Linked DNA regions of Homo sapiens: region 2 is linked to region 1. Evidence: chromatin loops called from intact Hi-C (ENCODE). Cell type or tissue: adrenal gland. All regions are shown on one strand. Links, peaks and the distances in the headings refer to the core of each region. The heading gives the core; the rest is flanking DNA. Region 1 has its middle 10 kb from the start of WNK1. Region 2 holds the start of LOC105369595 (a long non-coding RNA gene).

The links. Peaks named below come from ENCODE experiments on the same cell type or tissue, not always from the same donor. Only the 100,000 strongest peaks of a DNase experiment are listed, where the experiment ranks them.
Region 2: a loop joins it to region 1, with 2.7 times the contacts of the local background. A loop is called at or near these places in 96 of 110 quality-filtered maps.

Annotation. Positions count from the first base shown.
Region 1 is chr12:737,048-747,531 of GRCh38, forward strand. No RefSeq gene overlaps it. Among named protein-coding and RNA genes, the nearest start is that of WNK1, 10 kb to the right of the region's middle. RefSeq lists an enhancer at 6,309-6,428. In adrenal gland, for the core only: no CTCF peak of the experiment used is centred there; no DNase peak of the experiment used is centred there.
Region 2 is chr12:582,592-593,075 of GRCh38, forward strand. All of the region lies in intron 1 of NINJ2 (ninjurin 2), which reads right to left. It overlaps LOC105369595 (a long non-coding RNA gene), which reads right to left and starts at 3,895. Exons shown (of 2, transcript NR_134624.1): 1 at 3,657-3,895; 2 at 3,107-3,407. It also overlaps the pseudogene RNU7-103P. RefSeq lists a silencer at 1,052-1,346. In adrenal gland, for the core only: CTCF peaks have their summits at 8,705 and 8,990; a DNase peak (open chromatin) is centred at 9,060; H3K27ac peaks cover 835 bases.

The sequences.
Region 1 (10,484 bases), core at 958-8,957:
TTCTTTATTTGCTGAGGCATGGTGTTAATATTAATCAACAAACCAACCAAGGCTGTGTCTCGGAAGATTTAGTTGGTGTTTCTTTTAGTGTTTACTGAGTCATTACGATGTTGAATAGTACAGATCAGGGACAAAATTTGGCATGTGCCTGAGGTCCTCCCTCTGTACAGCTGTGCTCTTGATATCTTCCAGCTCACATTTCTCCATTGTGCCCATGAAAATATCCTAATAGACTTCGTAATAAGCCTTGATAAAAATAAAAGGACACCATGTCTTATAGCATTTCCTTGATTCAGCAGGTTAGTGTTCTTATCAGAAAAGGAAATGGGCATTATGACAAGGCATTAGTTTTAGAGTTGATGCCATATTTATCATGTTATGCAACAGTCGTGCTTCCGAGATTTGTGCAAATAATATACTAATAATAACCAACATATATAGAACTTACTGATAGGCGCTGTTCCAAAGGGGTTACACCCACTTGCGAATTTAATCTAACAACCGATGCAGCGGGTGCTGCTATTATCCACGTTTTATAGATGAGGGAAAAGGCAGAGGGAGATTAAGGAGCTCGGACAAGTTAAGTAGCTACTAAGTGACAGAGCCAGGGTTTGAACCCAGGGTTTGTCTAGAGAATTCATGTGCAAATACAGCCTGGTAATTTTAAAATCTCAGACTTAGAGGAACACTGAGCTTTTAATAATTATCTGCAAATTTGGTTTCCTCCCTCAGGATGTCTATCCTGGTTCCACGCTGTTTACCTGTCAAAGAGAATGAATAGAGCATCCTTAGCGCTTGCTATTTGCCCAGAAAAATATGTTTTCAGGTAGGCAAGTTTCTTTCTAATCAGTAAATACGAGAGGGGGAAAATCCTAAGACTCACTAAGATTCAGTGTCTTGGGTTTAGATGGAGGTTATATTTGGACATACAATTACCTGCTAGTAAAGTTAGTCACTGTGTAGGTGACTCTACGGCCGAACTCATCCCCTTTCTGTGTCTCAGTTTCCCCATATATTTTATTCCAGTTTGCACCCTTCCTCAAAGGGACTGTGGGAGAAAGAGGATAAGTGTATGAGTTTGAGAAAAAGATAGCAGAAAAATACAAGGTGCCATTAGAAGTTATCTGTCCTGAACAATAAGCCATTACAGACCAATAAACAGGCCAGGCACGGTGTCATGCACCTGTAGTCCTAGCTACTGGGGAGGCTGAGGTGGGAGGATCATTTGAGCCCAGGAGTTAAAGGCTGCAGTGAGCCGAGATCATGCCACTGCACTCCAGCCTGGGCGACAGGGTGAGACCCTGCCCGCCCCTGCCAAAAAGAAAAGAAAAGAAAAGAAAAAAATTTTAAAAGACCAATAAACACCGTTTTGGAATTAAAACTACTGTAAAATAACGAACTTGAGTGGGCCATTGCATCACCTTTTAAAAATACAGATATGCAAGCCCAGCTAGAAAACTAATCCTAAATTTAACATGAGGATTAGGCCTGCCGTCCTCATTTAAATTAAGAGTCACATAAATTGCCGGCTATAACTTCAGGGACTATTGTTAATGAGGGATTTTAACTGTGAAGTGGACTGTTGTCAGGATCAGGAAGCAGGTCAGACTTTATTTGACACAATATTGCATGTCCCTTGTGCCTCTATTTTTACCTAAAAAAATATAAAAACTGACTGGGAAGGCCCTTTAAAACCCCAGTTAATATCATAGAAATACTAAAAGCTTATAGTGTGTTAGAAGCTGACAAGCTATCATAATATCTAAATGGATCTGTTGACCTTTAAAATGGAGCTTGGCTCTCATGTCCATTTGTCACAATTTCCTACTTATTTCCTTCCCCACCTTTTCCCCATTGTCAACTCTTGTTATTCTCAGTGGTCATGGAAAAAAAAAATTACTTTGAGGGCCTTAATGTGATTGAAAACAACACAGACTGGCAGGTCATCCCTCCTCCTTACTGGACTATTTCTAACTGGGCTCATTACAGAGCCTCTAAACAGTGAGAGTGAAAAGCCTCGAACACAAAGCTCGTTAAGGAATTCATTTTGGTCTTCCCCTCACTCCTCACCACAATGCTCTAGTGATTATATTCAGTCCAATTATGTATGTTCTACATGTAATTAAAATGTACAAGATGATCAGATTGCATAAGCTTTGAAATGGTCTTCTTATAAAACAGAGTATCATTAATATTAGAGTGGAGAGAGAAACCGAATTTTGCAAAGAAGGAATGAATGCGAGATTGAGCTAGAGGAGATTGGATGAATGGGTTAGTCAAGCTGGGATGGAGAAGTAATGAATACGAAGCTCTATATCTTATATTTAGTATTTAAATAATTATAGTAATAATTTTTTAAAACCTTTATTTTTTCTTCTTTTGTTTTGAGACAGAGTCTAGCTCTGTTGCCCAGGCTGGACCACAGTGGCACAATCTCGACTCACTGCTACCTCTGCCTCCCGGGTTCAGGGTTCAAGCGACTCTCCTCCCTCCGTTACTGAGTAACTGACTACAGGCGCGCAACCACATCGGCTGATTTTTGTATTTTCAATAGAGAAGTGGTGTCACTGTGTTGGCCAGGCTGGTCTCGAATTCCTGGCCTCAAATGATCCACCCACCTCAGCCTCCCAAAGTTCTGGGATTACAGGCATGAGCCACCACACCTGGCCTTTAAAAAGTGAAACATCATGATTTTCTGGCCTTTGAAGAGATAATATAATTTTTAAGTGTGTGTCTTTGGCCAGACATGGTGGCTCACACCTGTAATCCCAGCACTTTGGGAGGCCGAGGTGGGTGGATCACCTGAGGTCAGGAGTTCGAGACGAACCTGACCAACATGGGGGAAACCTCGTCTCTACTAAAAATACAAAAATTAGCCAGGTGTGGTGGCACATGCCTGTAATCCCAGCTACTCGGGAGTCTGAGGCAGGAGAATCGATTGAACCCGGGAAGCGGAGGTTGTGGTGAGCCGAGATCAGGCCATTGCACTCCAGCCTGGGCAACAAGAGCGAAACTCCATCTCAATAAAAATAAATAAAAGTATATCTTTTACTGTTATGATGAACACATTTCATTAAAAAACCTAGTTTGTTCTGTGTGTGTGTGTGTGTGTGTGTGTGTGTGTGTGTGTAAGTGTGCATGAATGTGTGTGAGGGTGGGCTTGGATACACAAAATTAAATTTTATTTTTTGAGACAGCATCTCGCTCTGTCACCAGGCTGGAGTGCAGTGGCTCGATCTTGGCTCACCGCAAGCTCCGCCTCCCGGGTTCACACCATTCTCCTGCCTCAGCCTCCCGAGTAGCTGGGACTACAGGCGCCCGCCACCATGCCCGGCTAATTTTTTGTATTTTTTTAAGTGGAGACAGTGTTTCACCGTGTTAGCCAGGATGGTCTCGATCTCCTGACCTTGTGATCTGCCCACCTCGGCCTCCCAAAGTGCTGGGATTACAGGCGTGAGCCACCGCGCCCGGCTGCACAAAATTAAACATTTTAAGTCAATCACGTAGTTAATCAACACCTGCTGTGCCCAAGGCCTTCTTAGAGAGGACACAAGTAAGTGTGAGGCATAGACCTTATTCTCAGCCAGCTTACATCTGATTGTGGAAATATGTAGGAATGTCAACAATGATCCTCCCGGTTAGCTGACAAGTTTTTCAACAAGCTGCTACACAGATTTTCATTCATGTAACTCGATGATTAGAAGATGCTTCTTGAGAGGATCTGTGCACTTGAAAATCTCTTAGGAAATCTATTTTGGAATGTCATCTATCTTTAGGGGGTGGCCATGTATCACAGGTGTCTACAGAGGTAACACTGTTTTTTCCATTTCAAAAACTGAATCAGAATAGATGTGGCAATAAGGGCTAAGTCTTTACGGGGCTTCACATTGCTCTTCCAGCTGGTGTTCCGCCCTCGAGGCGTCCTTCTAATGACTACCTGTGGGCAAAGACAGCCCGACAGACTTTATTTTTCTAATCAAGACCTAGCCCTGGTGTCCTGATTCTTTTTGGAAGCCAATCCACACTCCAACCTGTCTTGGCTTGTTATAGGCAGAGACAAGTGATAAGATCCCCCAGTCCTATCCTGTCATAAGGTAATACCTCTGTCAAAGCTCCGTGGTGAGAGCTGTAGAGATGCATAGATAGAGAGCTGAAATCAGCCTGGCAGCTGACAGGGTCTAATTTGAGAAGCTACTCCCTACCTGTACTAAACTATGAGGCCACACTACCTTGTTTTTCTCTAGGAAGCCCCACATTCATATCTAGTTTCCTTGTACACATGCATACCCATAGCCTGGCCCCTTTATCATCATGACTATAATTATTGCTTAGCACCCTTATTGAAGAGTGAGAATTGCATAGCCTACAAGATGTGAAATTCAACATGCTTCTTCTCCAGTGGGAACCTCATCTAGATACGCATGCAAAAGACATTTCAAAGTATCTTAGGAAGGGTGGGGAAGGGAAAACACAGGAGGGTGAAATAAATAATCATTTCAGGATTTTCCAAGTAAGAAACTTCACAGGAAGTGGGTTCCAAAGGGAGTAGGTTGAGGTAACTTGCCACTCTGAAATAGAATGCCAACTTATTAATTCAGTTCAACGAAGGGCTCAGCTCTGGGAAGGTCAGCTTGCTAAGATCTCATTCACTACGGACTTCAGTGGCCCAGGTTCCTTTTCTTCATCTTCTTCCCCTATTGTTTCCTGGTATAATTTCATGAGCTTTGTGATTATTATTATTATTATTATTATTATTTAGAAGGAGTCTTGCTCTGTCGCCCAGACTGGAGTGCAGTGTCACAATCTCAGCTCACTGCAAACTCCGCCTCCCGGGTTCAAGCACTTCTCCCGCCTCAGCCTCCCAAGTAGCTGGGATTACAGGTGCATGCCACCACGCCCAGCAAATTTTTGTATTTTTAGTAGAGACAGGGTTTTGCCATGTTGGCCAGGCTGGTCTCGAACTCCTGAGCTCAGGTGATTCACTCACCTTGGCCTCCCAAAGTGCTGGGATTACAGGTGTGAGCCACTGCACCTGGCCGAGACTACTATTTAAAGAGTATTATTACTGTCTTAAGAGAATGTATACTTCTATCTACTGAGAAGTATTACCTGCTATAGAGTTTGGCACTCTTTTCCTAATTCCCAGCTATTCTAAGGGAGTCAATTTACCATATCTTCAATTGGTCCAAACACAGGCAGACGCTGGAAGATGATAATATTATTGCTGTTGTTGAATTTGCTAAATACTCTTTTTGGTTACAGAATTAACCTGACTGTAGAGGTTAATTAAGCAAAGTATGTTCAGTAAAATTATCTTAAGATTCAGAAAATTGGCTGGGCGCGGTGGCTAACGCCTGTAATCCCAGCACTTTGGAAGGCCGAGGTGGGCAGATCACCTGAGGTCGGGAGTTCGAGACCAGACTGGCCAGCATGGTGAAACCCCATTTCTACTAAAAATACAAAAATCGGCCAGGCGTGGTGGTAGGTGCCTGTAATCCCAGCTACTCGGGAAGCTGAGGCAGGAGAGTTGCTTGAACCTGGGTGGCGGAGGTTGCAGTGAGCTGAGATTGCGCCATTGCACTCTAGGCTGGGCGACAGGGCAAGACTCCGTCTCAAAAAAAAAAAGATTCAAAAAATTATCACTGAATGTCAAATTATGAATATATAAGTAGCATACAGAATGTGCCTTGATCATAAATGACTAAATAATGTAAGCAAACTCTTAGAGATCATAAGGAGTTGGGAAGCTTGTCCTTCTATTTACTGGTAAGGAGGTACTCAGGTGAACATTATGTTCAGAATCTTTTCAATATCTGTCTTGATAGCTATCCCTATCCCTCCCAACCATCGAAATGGATGAAAATGACCATTGCTTAAAGGTTTTTCAAACTGAATTAGTAATATCATTTTTTCATTTTTACCATAGAGTGTATGTAGACTTTTCAGGTAGGTTTCATATCTCTTGGGTATTGAGACAAATAGTTTGTAAGCAGAATAGGATGCTTTATAGAGTATTCAATAATTCAATATTATGTTTCAATAATTTTGGCACAACTAAATATCATTTTAAAAATCTGATTTCTTGAAGAATAACTTATATACAATAAAAAATTGCCCATTTAAAGTATAGTCAGGGCCAGGTGCGGTGGCTCACACCTGTAATCCCAGCACTTTGGGAGACCAAGTTGGGATAATCATTAACATAGCAAGATCCCCGTCTCTACGAAAAAAAAAAAATTAGCTTGGCATGGTGGTGTGCATCTGTAGTCCCAGCTACTCAGGAGGCTGAGGCCTGAGGATCCCTTGAGCCCAGGAATTTGAGGCTGTGATGAGCTATGATTGCACCACAGCACTCTAGCCTGGGCAACAGAGCAAGACCCTGTCCTTAAAAAAAAAAGTATAATCACCCACTTAATGAGTTTTGAATGAATACAGTCATGTAACCATCACCAAAATTAAGACAGAAAACATTCTCGTGACTCAAAAAGTTCTCTGCGCTCCTCTGCAGTTCATTTCCTCCCCCTCTAACCCCAGAACTGATCATTCTGCCGCCAGTTTTGGGTTTTCTACATGGCCACATAAATGAAATCAGTAGACTTCTGTGTCTGGCTTCTTTCATTTAGCATCATGCTTTGGGAGTTATCCATATGATTGCACATACCACTTCGTTTATTTTTATTGCTGAGTAGCATTCCATCATAAGGGCACAACACAATTTACTTGCCTGTTCACCAGTTGATAGATATTCGGTTTGTTTCTAGTTTTTGGCTATCATGAGTAAAATTGTTATGAAATTTTCCATGCAAGTCTTTGTGTGGACATGTTTCCATTTCTCTTGGGTTAAATATCTGGCAGTGGAATTGCTAGATCATGTGGTAAGTATATGTTCAACTTTAATTATTAGAGAGTCAAGCTATTTCCCAAACTGGCTGAACCACTGTACTCCCGGTAGCAACGTATGAGAAACTAGTTGCTCTACATCCTCACCAACCATTTTTAATTTTAGTCATTTTCGTGGGTATGTGGTGATATTTCATGGTAATTTTAATTTTCACTTCCTTAATGACTAATGATGTACATCTTTTCATGTGCCTATTTATCCTTTCATTTATATTGTTTGGTGAAGTATCTGTTCAAATCTTTTGCACACATTTTTACTGTACTATTATCTTAAGGTTGAATTGTAAGAGTTTCCTATATATTCTGTTTACAAATATTTTTTCAGATATTTGTTTTGCAATATTGACTCCCAGTCTGTGGCCCTTTCATTTTTGTAATATCATCTTTAAAGAACAAACATTTCTGGCTGGGCACGGTGGTTCACACCTGTAATCCCAGCACTTTGGGAGGCTGAGGCAGGAAGATTCCTTGAGCCCAGGAGTTTGAGACCAGCCTAGGTAACACAGGAAGACCTTGTCTCTACTCTGTAAAAAACAAACCAAACAAAAAAGAACACGAACTTCCAATTTTGATGAAGTCCAGTTTAACAATTTTTTCTTTTATGGTTTGTGCTTTTTGTGTCCTAAAAAGTCTTTTATTTTTATTTTCTGTAGAGACAGGGTTTTGCTATTTTGCCCAAGCTGGTCTTGAACTCCCGGTCTCAAGTAATCTTCCTAGGCTCCTAAAGTGTTGGGATCACAGATGTGAGCCGCTGCAGCCAGACCTAAAAATTCTTTGCTTAGGCCAGGTGTGGTGGCTCACACCTGTAATCCCAACACTTTGGGAGGCGGAGGTGGCAGATCACGAGGTCAAGAGATCAAGACCATCCTGGCCAACAGGGTGAAACCCTGTCTCTACTAAAAATACAAAAATTAGCTGGGCGTGGTGGCACGCATCTGTAGTCCCAGCTACTTGGGAGGCTGAGGCAGGAGAATCACTTGAACCTGGGACGTGGAGGTTGCAGCGAGCCAAGATTGTGCCACTGCACTCCAGCCTGGTGACAGAGTGAGACTCCGTCTCAAAAAAAAAAAGAAAAAAAAATTCTTTGCTTAACCCAGAATCACAAAGATTTTCACCTGTTTTCTTCTAGAAGTGTTATAGTTTTAACCCTTATTTAGAATTGAAATGTCTTCTTGAGGAATTGACCTCTTCGTAATTATGAGAGATCCCTTTCTATCTCTGTTAATAGTCCTTGTTTTGTATTAATATAGCCACTCTTGTTTTATTTTGATTGGTGTTTTCTTGGTATATATTTTTTCATCCTTTTAATCTGTGTCTTAATCTTTAAAGTTTTTTTTCATAGGCAGCATGTAGTATGGTGTTGTTTTTTATCCAATCTTTTAATGTCTTCCTTTGAATTGGAGAGTTTAAAAGAGATTAAACCATATAATTTTAACATAATTGTCAGTGTGGTTGAACTAAAATCCTCTTGTTGGTCTGTTTTCTAGTCATTTCATTCGCTCTCTTTTTGTTCTTTTTCTGCCTTCTTCTGAATTATTTAAGTTTTTTTTTTTTTTGTTTTTTGAGACAGAGTCCCGCTCTGTCGCCCAGGCTGGAATGCAGTGGCGCCATCTCCGCTCACTGCAAGCTCCGCCTCCCGGCCCGGGTTCACGCCATTCTCCTGCCTCAGCCTTCCGAGTAGCTGGGGCTACAGGCGCCCACCACTACGCCCAGCTAATTTTTTTGTATTTTTAGTAGAGACGGGGTTTCACCATGTTCGGCAGGATGGTCTCAAACTCCTGACCTTGTGATCCACCCACCTTGGCCTCCCAAAGTGCTGGGATTACAGGCGTGAGCCACCACGCCTGGCCCCTTATTTAAGCATTTTTTAATGGTTCAATTTTACCCCTACTACTGGTTTATTACCTATACCTCTGTATTTGATAATTTTAGTGATTGCTTCAGTCTTTCCAATATGTAACTTGAAATTATTATAGTTTACCTTCAAATAATATTATGACATTTCATATATAGTATAAGACCCTAATAACATTATTCTTCCATTTCCTCCTCCTGTCCCTTATGCTATAACCATTATACATTTACTTCTATATATATTATTTTTTTAAAATTTTATTTACTTTAAAAATATTTTTTGTTTTTTAGAGACAGGGTCTCACTATGTTGCCCAGGCTGGTCTTAAACTCCTGGCATCAAGTGATGCTCACACCTCGGCCTCCCAAAGTGTTAGGATTACAGGCATGAGCCTCCATGTCCCGCTTACTTCTTCATATATTATAATGCATATTATACCTTGTTTTTACGTTTGCTTGAAACCATCATTTACCTTTTAACATGACTAATAAAGTGCCTTTTATGTTTTCTTTTATTTATTTTCTTTTTTATTTTCTGGGCTTTTATATTTTCCAACATATTTTTTTTCTGGTATTTTCATTCCTTGTTTAAATCCTAATTTACTACTCCTTTTACTAATATACTAATACTTTCCTTTAAAAAAATTATTGCAATGCAGGTCTGCTTGCAATGAATTCTCTCACCAAAAAATATATCTAGGTTGGATGAGGAGTAGTGGTGAAACAGTCCAACAGGTGTATTTTGTAAAAGCTTCCTAGGTGATTCTGATAAATCTTTTCCTGTGAGAGCATGTTAAAGCCTGGGACATTTTAAATATTTCCCCCTATGTTCTTTCCAGATAATGTGAAAAACTTATACTTGGTAATGTCTTATGGTGACATACTGTGCAGCTATTAAAGAACGATGTTTCCAGAGAGTATGTAATACACTGGAAAAGCTTACGACATAATTATAAAATTTTTATCTGTCTGGAAAGAAATACGCCTACATATTAAAGGTTGCTATCTATGGCTGGGTAGATTTTCTGGTAATTTTCACTTTCTTCCATACTTTATTCTGTAACGTTCAAATTATCTGCAACGAGTGACAATGTGTTAAGAAATTCACAAAATAAAGAGATGAGTATTCAGCTGGGCACCGTGGCTCACGGCTGGCCAACATGGTGAAACCCCACCACTACTAAAAAGAAAAATAAGCCGGGCATGGTGGCGTGTGCCTGGAGTCCCAGCTTCTTGGGAGGCTGAGGCAGGAGAATCACTTGAACCCGGGAGGCAGAGGTTGCAGTGAGCCAAGATTGCACCACTGCACTCCAGCCTGGGCGACAGAGTGAGACTCCGTCTCAAAAAAGAAACAACAAAAAAGATCTGAGTATTCCCCAGAAGTAATTCTCCTTTTCATTTTGGTGTGTACTACCTAGACTTTTTCTGCATGCCTTTAAATACACACAGAAACAGAATTTTTTAAAAAAATACAAGATGTGATATAGTGCATATTATTCTGAAACTTGAGCCTTTCACTTAATAGTTATGGCACCACATACATATTTCCCTCCTTTTTTCCTACTGTTGCATGGTGTACCCCAAACTGGAAATACCATAGTTTAGCTATTTTCTTATTGATGAACATGCAGATCATTTGGATTTTTTGTTACAAATAAAGCCATAGTGAAAGGTTTTATGTTTTGTTTTTGTTTTTTAGAGACAGGGTCTTGCTCTGTCACTCAGATTGGA
Region 2 (10,484 bases), core at 1,306-9,305, 150 kb before region 1:
TGAATGAATGAATGGGCGCAGGCAGGCAGGCATGCTAGAGTGAATGAATGAATGGGCGCAGGCAGGCAGGCATGCTAGAGTGAATGAATGAATGGACGCAGGCAGGCATGCTAGAGTGAATGAATGAATGGACGCAGGCAGGCATGCTAGAGTGAATGAATGAATGGACGCAGGCAGGCAGGCATGCTAGAGTGAATGAATGAATGGACGCAGGCAGGCAGGCATGCTGGTGTGAATGAATGAATGGGCGCAGGCAGGCAGGCATGCTGGTGTGAATGAATGAATGGGCGCAGGCAGGCAGGCATGCTAGAGTGAATGAATGAATGGACGCAGGCAGGCAGGCATGCTAGAGTGAATGAATGAATGGGCGCAGGCAGGCAGGCATGCTAGAGTGAATGAATGAATGGGCGCAGGCAGGCAGGCATGCTAGAGTGAATGAATGAATGGGCGCAGGCAGGCAGGCATGCTAGAGTGAATGAATGAATGGGCGCAGGCAGGCAGGCATGCTAGTGTGAATGAATGAATGGGCGCAGGCAGGCAGGCATGCTAGTGTGAATGAATGAATGGGTGCAGGCAGGCAGGCATGCTAGAGTGAATGAATGAATGGGTGCAGGCAGGCAGGCATGCTAGTGTGAATGAATGAATGGGCGCAGGCAGGCAGGCATGCTAGTCCTGCCTTTAGCGCTGGCCCAGATTCAGGCTAGAAGTGCCCTTTCCACAGCTCAGGGCGATGCCCCAGGGCAGCCAGGCAAGTGTCAGGTCCCTGCTGTGCCTTCACCCTCTTTCTAAAAATACTAACGAGCGAGAGACCTCCAAGGCCACCAAACAGATATCCAGTTGTTCTCTGGGGTCAGTCCTTCACAGCCTGAGGCTGCCACCTGGCACCTGCCGCCTCTGGGCCTCCCGCCTGACAGCTGACCCCTGTCATCGCTGTGACTGTTCACTGTAAGGCAAAGTCCAGTTTGGCAGAGGTGGGGACTCCTGAGCAGCCAGGTCCAGCTTGGCCCAGCCTTGCCCATGCTGAATTGTGGGATACCAGGACAGCTTGGGGGTCTCCAACCCTGAGCCCAACCAAAGCAAACCCTTCTTTTTTGCTGGGGCTCTATTTCCACAGCCATGAAATGGAGGCGGTCAACCCCTGCAAAGCCTCGAAGTGTGAGTGGCAGCCTGGCTTGAGGACGCGGACACTTAGAACCAGGACAGCGGAGTCGAGACCTGGCCCTGCCCCTTCATAGCTGCATGGCTTGGGAGCTCTCTCAGTCACCTACTAAAAATGGGGATCGTAAGATTACAGAACAGTGATAGCATTAACCTATTTTTAAGGATCTATATTTATATACTTAGATCAATCTGATAGGGTGCAGACTAAAATATTAAGCATCGTCTTGAGGCGATAGGATATCAGATATTATTTTCTTTTTTTGCTTTATCTGTATTTTCTAATTTTTCTTCAATGAACATTTGGAGTAAAAAAAAAACCCAAAATGTTAAAGCAACAACCAGATAATTAGTACTTAAGTATTTGTCCTGACTTACAGGACAGTTTGAGAATGATGTTTATGAAAGTGGTTTACAAACTGTAAAGTTCTTTGCAAATGTAAATGGTCCTTATCATTTTCTCCAAGGGCATTTTGGAACTACAGGGATGGGGAGAGAATCGTTTCCTGGCCAGGTGCGGTGGCTCACACCTTTAATCCCAGCACTTAGGGAGGCTGAGGTGGGCAAATCACTTGAGCCCAGAAGTTCCAGCCAGCCTGGGAAACATAACGAGACCCTGTCTCCATGAAAAACTTTTTTGGCTGGACACGGTGGCTCACGCCTGTAATCCCAGCACTATGGGAGGCTGAGCTGGGTTGATCACCTGAGGTCAGGAGTTTGAGACCAGCCTGGCCAACATAGTGAAACCCTATCTCTACTAAAAATTAAAAAATTAGCCGAGCATGGTGGCACCCGCCTGTAATCCCAGCACTTTGGGAGGCGGAGGCAGGTGGATCATCTGAGATGAGGAGTTTGAGATCAGCCTGGCCAACATAGTGAAACCCCATATCTACTAAAAATACAAAATTTAGCCGGGTGTGGTGGCGGGTGCCTGTAATCCCAGCTGCTCAGGAGGCTAAGGCAGGAGAATCACTTGAACCCGGGAGGTGGAGGTTGCAGTGAGCCGAGATTGCGCCACTGCACTTCAGACTGGGGGATGGAGTGAGACGTCTCTCAAAACAAAAACAAAAACAAAAATTTAATTAAAAATAAAAGCAGGCTAGGGGCGCGCTCACACCCGTAATCCCAGCACTTTGGGAGGTGGAGGCGGGTGGATCAGGAGTTCGAGACCAGCCTGGCCAATATGGTGAAACCCCGTCTCTACTAAAAATAAAAGAAAATTAGCTGGGCGTGGTGGCGGGCCCCTGTAGTCCCACCTACTTGGGAGGCTGAGGCAGGAGAATCACTTGAACCGGGGAGGCGGAGGTTGAAGTGGGCTGAGATCGCGCCACTGCGCTCCAGCCTGGGAGACAGAGCGAGACTCCGTCTCAATAAACACATAAATAAAAGCAAATCCTTCTTTTCGCTAAGGCTGCATTTCCACCGCCATGAAATGGAGGCTGTCTCTGCAGTGACCTTCACCTGCCGCCAGCGGTTCTCTCCCCGCCATTCACTGGGCTCTGGGGGCTCTGGGCTTCCCTGCTGCAAGCTCTTAACCCTTAGCGTGAGCAGATGGTAGAACTGCCCATGCCAAGAGGGGTCCATACCAACTTCCGGAATAAACGAGGCCAAAGGGAAAGAGTAGGTTCGCCGGGGACAATCCCACACCAGGAAGCCCCACGATTCAACAGCACCACCCAGGATTTCAGTGTCAGTCCTATCCTCATCAGGCAGGCAACGGTTGGAGGAAGGGAACGGTTGGAGGGAAGGGAAGGGAACGGTTGGAGGGAAGGGAAGGGAACGGTTGGAGGGAAGGGAAGGGAACGGTTGGAGGGAAGGGAGGCTGAGCACAGGCACGGTCACGCTGTGTTGCACCCTGGCCTGCTCTGCGGATGAGTCAGCAGCATCGATTAAGCACCCACTGTGTGCAATGTCCTGAACTCTGTGCTGAGATGATAGCTCTGTTTGCTTTCCAGCCAATCAGCAAATATTTATTGAGCATCTGTCTATTTGGGGCAAGTCAGAGTACAGAGGGCATGGCTTAGAAAGGAATAGCTCAGACGGAGTTTGTGATTAATTACGGGAATGGGTGCCAAGTGAGAGATACAAAGGGTGGAAGAGCAGGAGCGCCTCCATCCAGGGGCGTGGAGGAGGCTCTGTGGATCTCAGGGCCATCTCAGCTGGCTCCAGACAGACAAGAAGACTCCTTCAGTGTTCTTCTGGTAATCACAGAAGCTCTGCGCTGGGAACCAGTACCCTAACAGAGGAGACTGGTAAAAGGTTTCCAGATGAGCATTAATGTAACCCACAGTAATTTGCATGGCCCAGTAAAAAGGAACATATGGGGCCCCTCGTTCAAGTTGATTAAGGGTGAGCCTCAGGAATGAAGTCTAAAACAGGAAAAAAGAAAAAAAGACTCGGAATTTCAAGATGGCAAAAGCAGAGAATTAGACCAAATGCAGGACCCTTCTCAGCACAGGGCCCTCCTGAGCAGATCCTGGGAAGCTGGCCCAGCCTACCTGGAAGAGCAGGAGATAAGAACTTGGGATTTCTGGTGACCAGGAGGATCACAGGCCTTGGGAAAGCCAGTGGCTGCTTCATTATTTCCATCCCGGGTCAAGTTCGGCCTCCAGAAGGTGAGATGGCCCAGCCAGATCTGGCTCTGTCCTTAGCCCTTCCCTCTGGTGGCCTGCCACTCTCAGATGATGGTGTCAACAAGACCAGAGGCTGCTGGCTCTTTTCTCAAAAGCCAGGACCAGGGAACAGCGCAAAATACAAAGGCCAACGCCTTCACTGGAGGAAGGGGTGGGAGCTGCTTCTCCCTGGGCAGCGCACGCCCACTCAAAGGCATCCAACCTCAAAGTGCATAAGCTCCCATCCGCCCACAGGGCATGCGTTTCGGCCCTATGTCCAACCTTCCCGTTTTACAAATCAGGACACAGAACCATCGGGGCAAGGGACCTCTCCAAGGCAACAGAACTGGGCAGTGCTGAAACTGGGACAAAGGCTTCTGTGACTCCCACCAGGGTCCTTTCCCCAACAGCCAGGTGCCTTTCTGTGCCCTCTGACTGGATCGTAGGGATCCAGGTGTGGGGATCCCTCTGCAGTGACCTTCACCTTCGGGGCCCTGCTCCCATGAGAATCACTGTTGCCCACGGGGGACGCCATTCACTGGGCTCTGGTATTGTGGAATGGAGTTGAAGTTTGGATGGAAGAGCTCACTGTCCCCTCTGCAGGCCTTTAACCCTTAGTGTGAGCAGATGGTAGAACCCCTGCCAGTGCCAAGAGGGGTTCATACCAATATCTGGGATAAACAAGGCCAAAGGGAAAGCGTAGGCTCCCCAAGCACAGTTTCTTTTCTTGCTACTAAACACCTGTGGGAGGAGGAGGCTCAGCCCTTCCTGTGGAGCATCTCTGCCAGGGTTCAATAGTATTGGACTAGAGTCCTGATCTGGGTCAACAAAAAGACTAGGGGACCAGGAGGCAAGAGTCAGCTCACCAGGACGGGCTGCAAACGGGGAGGTCTGCATCCAGGGTGAAGCTGCCCCTCCACAGGAAGCAGGCCCAGGAACCCCTGGCAATGCAGACAGGCTGAACCCACAGCACAGCCCCCATGGCGGGAGCAACTCCCGGTCAAGCGGCGGCAGGAAGTGCCCCAAAGGTGTCCACTTTTATTGTGCAGGACAGAATGTCTGCACATGCACCATCTTACAGAATTTGCACAGCTGCCTAAGGACAGAAGCTGAGGCTGCATTGTAAGGACACGCAAAGGGAGCCCCAGAGGACTGAAGTCCCTTTCTTAGGGCTCCTCAGGCTCTCTGACCAGTGAAGTTCTACAGCTGGGAGGGGAGCTGGGCTTTCCTAGTCTTGGCCCGATGCTTGTGGTCTGGCCTCTGACCACTCTCCATCTCACCCTGCCCAGCGCTGAGCCATTCTTCCCTGCCCCGGGGCCTCTGTGCAGGTGGGGGGTGGGGGTGGCCAGGGACCCTGCGCCTCACAGGCAGGTCACCAGGATCTGTAGAGCAGATTGAACACCCCATCCCCCGTGTTTGAAATGCCCTCTGGGCCCTTCCTCGCCGTCCACCCAGGAAGCTCTTCCTTCCATTAAGCTGGTTATTTCCACCACAGGGCCTTGGTGACACCTCTCACCTGATCACTATCCGTTCTCTCACTGGACGGTGAACTCCTTCAGGGTAGGAGCCGTAGTATGAGGCTGGCACTTACTGATAACTAGTAGTTGTTTTATCCATGAAGGGAGGGGACGACCTACACAGGCCTACACTTTAGGCATGACACGACAGCCAACATAGTCCCCAGACCAGTGTATCATCCTTCCACTATGTAAACACAGATAGGTTTCCCCTTGAAAAAAATTCCCACTATGTGAAAAGCCAAATCAATTTACAAGACAGCAAAATGGCGGAAGGAAGGGAAGGGACGGAAGGGACGGAAGGGACGGAAGGGACGGAGGGGACGGAAGGGACGGAGGGGACGGAAGGGACAGAAGGGAGGGAAGGGAGGAGGAGACATCTTGCAAATGGACTCCCCGCAGACTCCTTCAAATAGTCCCCTTTGTGAATCTCTTTCTAATCTTAGAATGAGGAAAACCTTTATAACTATGACATCAAATCCGGAAGCCATAAAGGATTAATACATTTGACTGCATAAAATTAAAATTATTTGAATGCAAAATAATAATAGCATATACACTTATAGCGCTCATTTCATGTCAAACCCTGCACAGAACACTTTATATATCTGAAGTCGTGTCATTCTCATAACAATCCCTGGGATAAGTACTGTCCTTATCTAAGGGACTCTGAGGTTAAGTAACTAAACTATGGTCATTCAGCCAGTAAGTTACAGACAAAACCCAGTAGCCTGCCTTCAGAGTGTGTGCTCCAGCCATTTCCTCGACCACCACACACCACACAAAATCAGGAGACAAAGAGAAACGGGGGGAACACTGCTGCACAGAGCACAAAGGACTGATTATCCTGAAGTCTGTGGAGGCCTTAAAAATGAGCCAACAGAAAAACTGAGTACAAACAAGCAAGCCCCTGAAGAAACATCACAAATCTGTGTAATAGATATGATAGCCTACATGATTGGCGAAGACTTAAGAGACTGATAATACTCAGTGTTGGTGAAGACATGGCTAAGCAAGCACTTTCACGTCCTTGGTAGAAATGTAAATTACTACCAAACGTACCAGAATTGTTACAATCATTTTTTTTTGGAGGACAATCTGACAATTATCTATTAAAATTTAAAATAGTCTTACCTAGTAAGTCCACTTCTAGGAGTCTCCCACAGAATAAGTCTCCCACAGAAAATGCTCCCCAAAGCTCAAAAAGACAAGCTATTCCATGCATCATTATTGATAATGTCAAAAACTGGGAATGAGCCAAATTGTAATCAAGGGTGTGTGGGCTAAATAAGCTGGCCTACAACCACACAATTAAATACTACATGTGTCTTTGAAAAGAGAGAGGTGTTCTTGTTCAATCAGTAAAAAACAATGGACAAAATGAAACAAAACAAAAAGAATGAGGTAGATCCCTATGATTAGATACAGAAGATATCTAAAATGTATTTAGTGGGGAGCAAGTCAGTAAGAACATGATATGATTCTATATTGGTAAAAATGAAACAAAGTATTCAGAGGATCTACTTTATATTTCAATGCATTAGAATAAGCACAGGAAACAGATATGGGAGGAATTTCTATCACACTAAAGACTTTCCCTTTCTTTCTAAGTTATGTATTTTCCCAATTGTAGGTTGTTTTCTCATGGGAGTTTGGTTTCAGTAAAAACCAGAGAACCTGCTAGACAAATTCTAGAAGAGCTCTAACACTTCCACTTCTAATTTTTCACACCTAAGACATCATCCTGTTACAATCAGGAAAAATATAATAAAGATGAAATTAAATATGCGATAAATAGCAAAAAACACCTTCCCTGTTTCTTTCTTTCTTCTACAAGCATGTGCTGGGTATGCCTCCTGAGTCCTAGGCACTGATGTCTCAGGCTGGGCATGCAGAGACGAATCCATATGGCTCCTGCTCTCAAGAAACTTCTGGAAGGGGGGAAACAGTTGGTAAATTTAGGGGGGGATTGTCTCCTGGACTCAGTTTTCCTCCGTGGGGTGAGGCAGATGGGCTGCTGTGGCAGCCGTCTCAGAGAGGGCGGGGTCTCCCTGTCAGGACCCAAGGGGTCCTAGGGTACAGGTGGAAGGCAGAGGTGGAGCGGTGTGGGGCAGCGGATCAGGGAGGGGCTGATGAGGCACTTAGGCTTTGTCCTGAGGGCAGCAGGGAGCAGTAGGAAGGTTATCCGCAGCCAGTGGCATCCTTAGAGCAGCGTCTTATTTTTTATTTTCGTTATTTTCTGTAGAGACGGTGTCTTGCTATATTGCACAGGCTGGTCTGGAATCCTGGTCCCAAACAAGTGGTCCTCCTGCCTCAGCCTCCCAATGTGCTGTAGCAGCATTTTAGCAGGACCATGATGGAAGCGGCTCGAAGGATGGGCTGGAGCGGAGAGCCACGCGCGGGAGCCCTGCTGGAGGTCTGCAGCACAGCATTGGCAGTGGGTATAAAAATGGGACTGCCCCAAGAGAGGGTGAGGAAACAGAACTGGCAGGACTGGGTGAGCGATTGGATGCTGAGGGTGGGGAAAGGGAGGGGTGGAAGACGACACCCTGTGCCTCTGGCTGGGTGGCAACTTTGTGCCTTCATAGTCTAAAAACGCACCCTCAGCGTTGCAGCCCCAATAGGACTCAGTTGATGAACAACTTTCCAGGAACGTGGCTCTTGTGTGAAAGGGGCACCTGCGGGAACCTGCACAGATGCAGCTGCCTGGTGGGATTACAGCAGTCCGCCCAGCCACTGCCCAGGGCGCCTGGAAGCCTGTCAAGGGCATAGTCCTTTGTGGCTGATGCTTACAGCTGATCAGAACCCAGGACACTAGCACTTACTATCAAGGTTATAGGGAGGCTGATGCTTACAGCTGATCAGAACCCAGGACACTAGCACTTACTATCAAGGTTATAGGGAGGCTGATGCTTACAGCTGATCAGAACCCAGGACACTAGCACTTACTATCAAGGTTACTGGGAGGCTGATGCTTACAGCTGATCAGAACCCAGGACACTAGCACTTACTATCAAGGTTATAGGGAGGCTGATGCTTACAGCTGATCAGAACCCAGGACACTAGCACTTACTATCAAGGTTACTGGGAGGCTGATGCTTACAGCTGATCAGAACCCAGGACACTAGCACTTACTATCAAGGTTATAGGGAGGCTGATGCTTACAGCTGATCAGAATCCAGGACACTAGCACTCACTATCAAGGTTATAGGGAGGTGGCAGAGAAAAGAAGTTCAGCGAGAGTGGTGCCTCTTTTCAAAATGGTATGACAGTCCCTAGGTTCTCTGGCTCCTGTTTCTGGATTCAGTGCTGTGAGGGCCTCTCACCATCATGTGGTCTGTGTGAACCAACCATCAGGGCAGTTTAGGTACTGCAGGGTGTTGGGGCCCCAGTCCTTAGCAGGGTTCAAGCAGCGGGTGCCATGCCTAGATCTTACAATTCCCGGCAGCATCTCCCTTCACCTCCTGCTTGCTGAGAGCACTTTGGTGGGCAGAAATAGCCCTGTCACTCATGCCCAGCTGCACACACGTCAACAACCTGGGGCTGTGCGCTCTCCTGATGCAAGGTCCTTTCTGCTAGTCATGACTACTAAGACCTGCTGCCCAGGACTGAGTGCTGATTCACCTACTAGGTTGGTCAGAGGGTTGGGGGCAACTCTGATTGCAGAAGCTCTCTGGATGGGCAGTGCTAGCGGAGTTCCATAGAGCTGGTCTTAAAAGCAGGGGCCTTTTGGCTGAGCTCCGAGTCCCTGGAGGGACAGTGTCTGCTGTGAACAGATGTCACGGAGGGAGCAGTGCAGTGTCACCAGTCTGGCTTCTCGCCCCAGGTCCCTTGGGCACGTCTTATCTTATCGTGCAGCTGGGCTGGGGGTGCTGCCAGACTTTGTGGGAGCTGGCTGCAAGGGCCAAGGGTGTTTCTTTAGAGATATTTCTCAGGTTCTGGGCCTCATTAGAACAGGAAAGCCTTCTGAAAGAGTGACGTGGCCGGCGGCAGGTATGGTGTGTGACTTAACTAGTCAATTTTGAGCAAACAGAGGCCCCCAGGCGTTTTTCCCGGGTCACTCCCTTTGCCCCTCCTGCTCTGCTCATCCTTCCAACTGCTCCTTTAGCCTGAAGGCCTGGAGCCCCAGCCGCCAGGCTGTAGCCAAACGCATATCTTGTTTGCATTCTCGGTGAACTTACCATTAATCTGTGACAGATGAAAAATAGGAACTTTGAAGCCAGAATGGGGTCAAGTCTGGCTTTACTGCCTGCTGCTAGGTGACCTTGAACAAGCTAAGTTGTCTGAGCCATAGTGTCCCCAAGTGCAAAATGGGATAAAAGATAGTCCCTACCTCACTGGGCTGCTGCGACAACAGTAGGGCACACATAAAACAGTTAGGTGTCTCCTAGATAACATGAGGGAGTCATCGTCATTGCCGGAGGGATTCAGAGTGGACCCGTCACGGTACATTCTTGTGAATATCCAACAAACAGGTGTTGAACAAATGGAGAAAGATATTAGACACAGATTACGAAGAAACAGAATAACTAGCTTCTCTGGCCAGGAGCGGTGGCTCACTCCTGTAATCCCAGCACTTTGGGAAGTCGAGGCTGGCGGATCACTTGAGGTTAGGAGTTCAAGACCAGCCTGGCCAACGTGGTGAAACCCCGTCTTTACTGAAAATACAAAATTAGCCGGGCGAGGTGGCGCATGCCTGTAATCCCAGCTACTTGGGAGGCTGAGGCAGGAGAATCGCTTGAACCCAGGAGGTGGAGGTTGCAGTGAGCCAAGATTGTGCCATTGCCCTCCAGCCTGGGCACCAAAAGAAAAACTCCATCTCAAAATTTAAAAAAAAATCAATTACAAATTATTTGGTTAGTTGTAAGAAGCAGAACATACTAAGGAATGTAGTCCAAGTCCAAGCTCTGTTCAGGGATAAATACTGTCATTATAAAAATTAGTGAAAATAAGCCAACTGAAATTCATCTCAGAAAAGTTATGAAAAGACAATAAAACACACCTTAGGAAAACAGCAAGGAAGAACAAAATTAAGATAATTACAGAAATTTGTGAGTTACAAGGCTATCAGTAGATTGAGTAAATGAAACTATGGAATGGATTTTTTTAAAGAAAAGTAAAATAAATCCTTTCCCTAAAAATGCAATCAAGAAAAAAACAGGGAAAAAAAATGAACAGACAAAAGTAGAGTGGATAC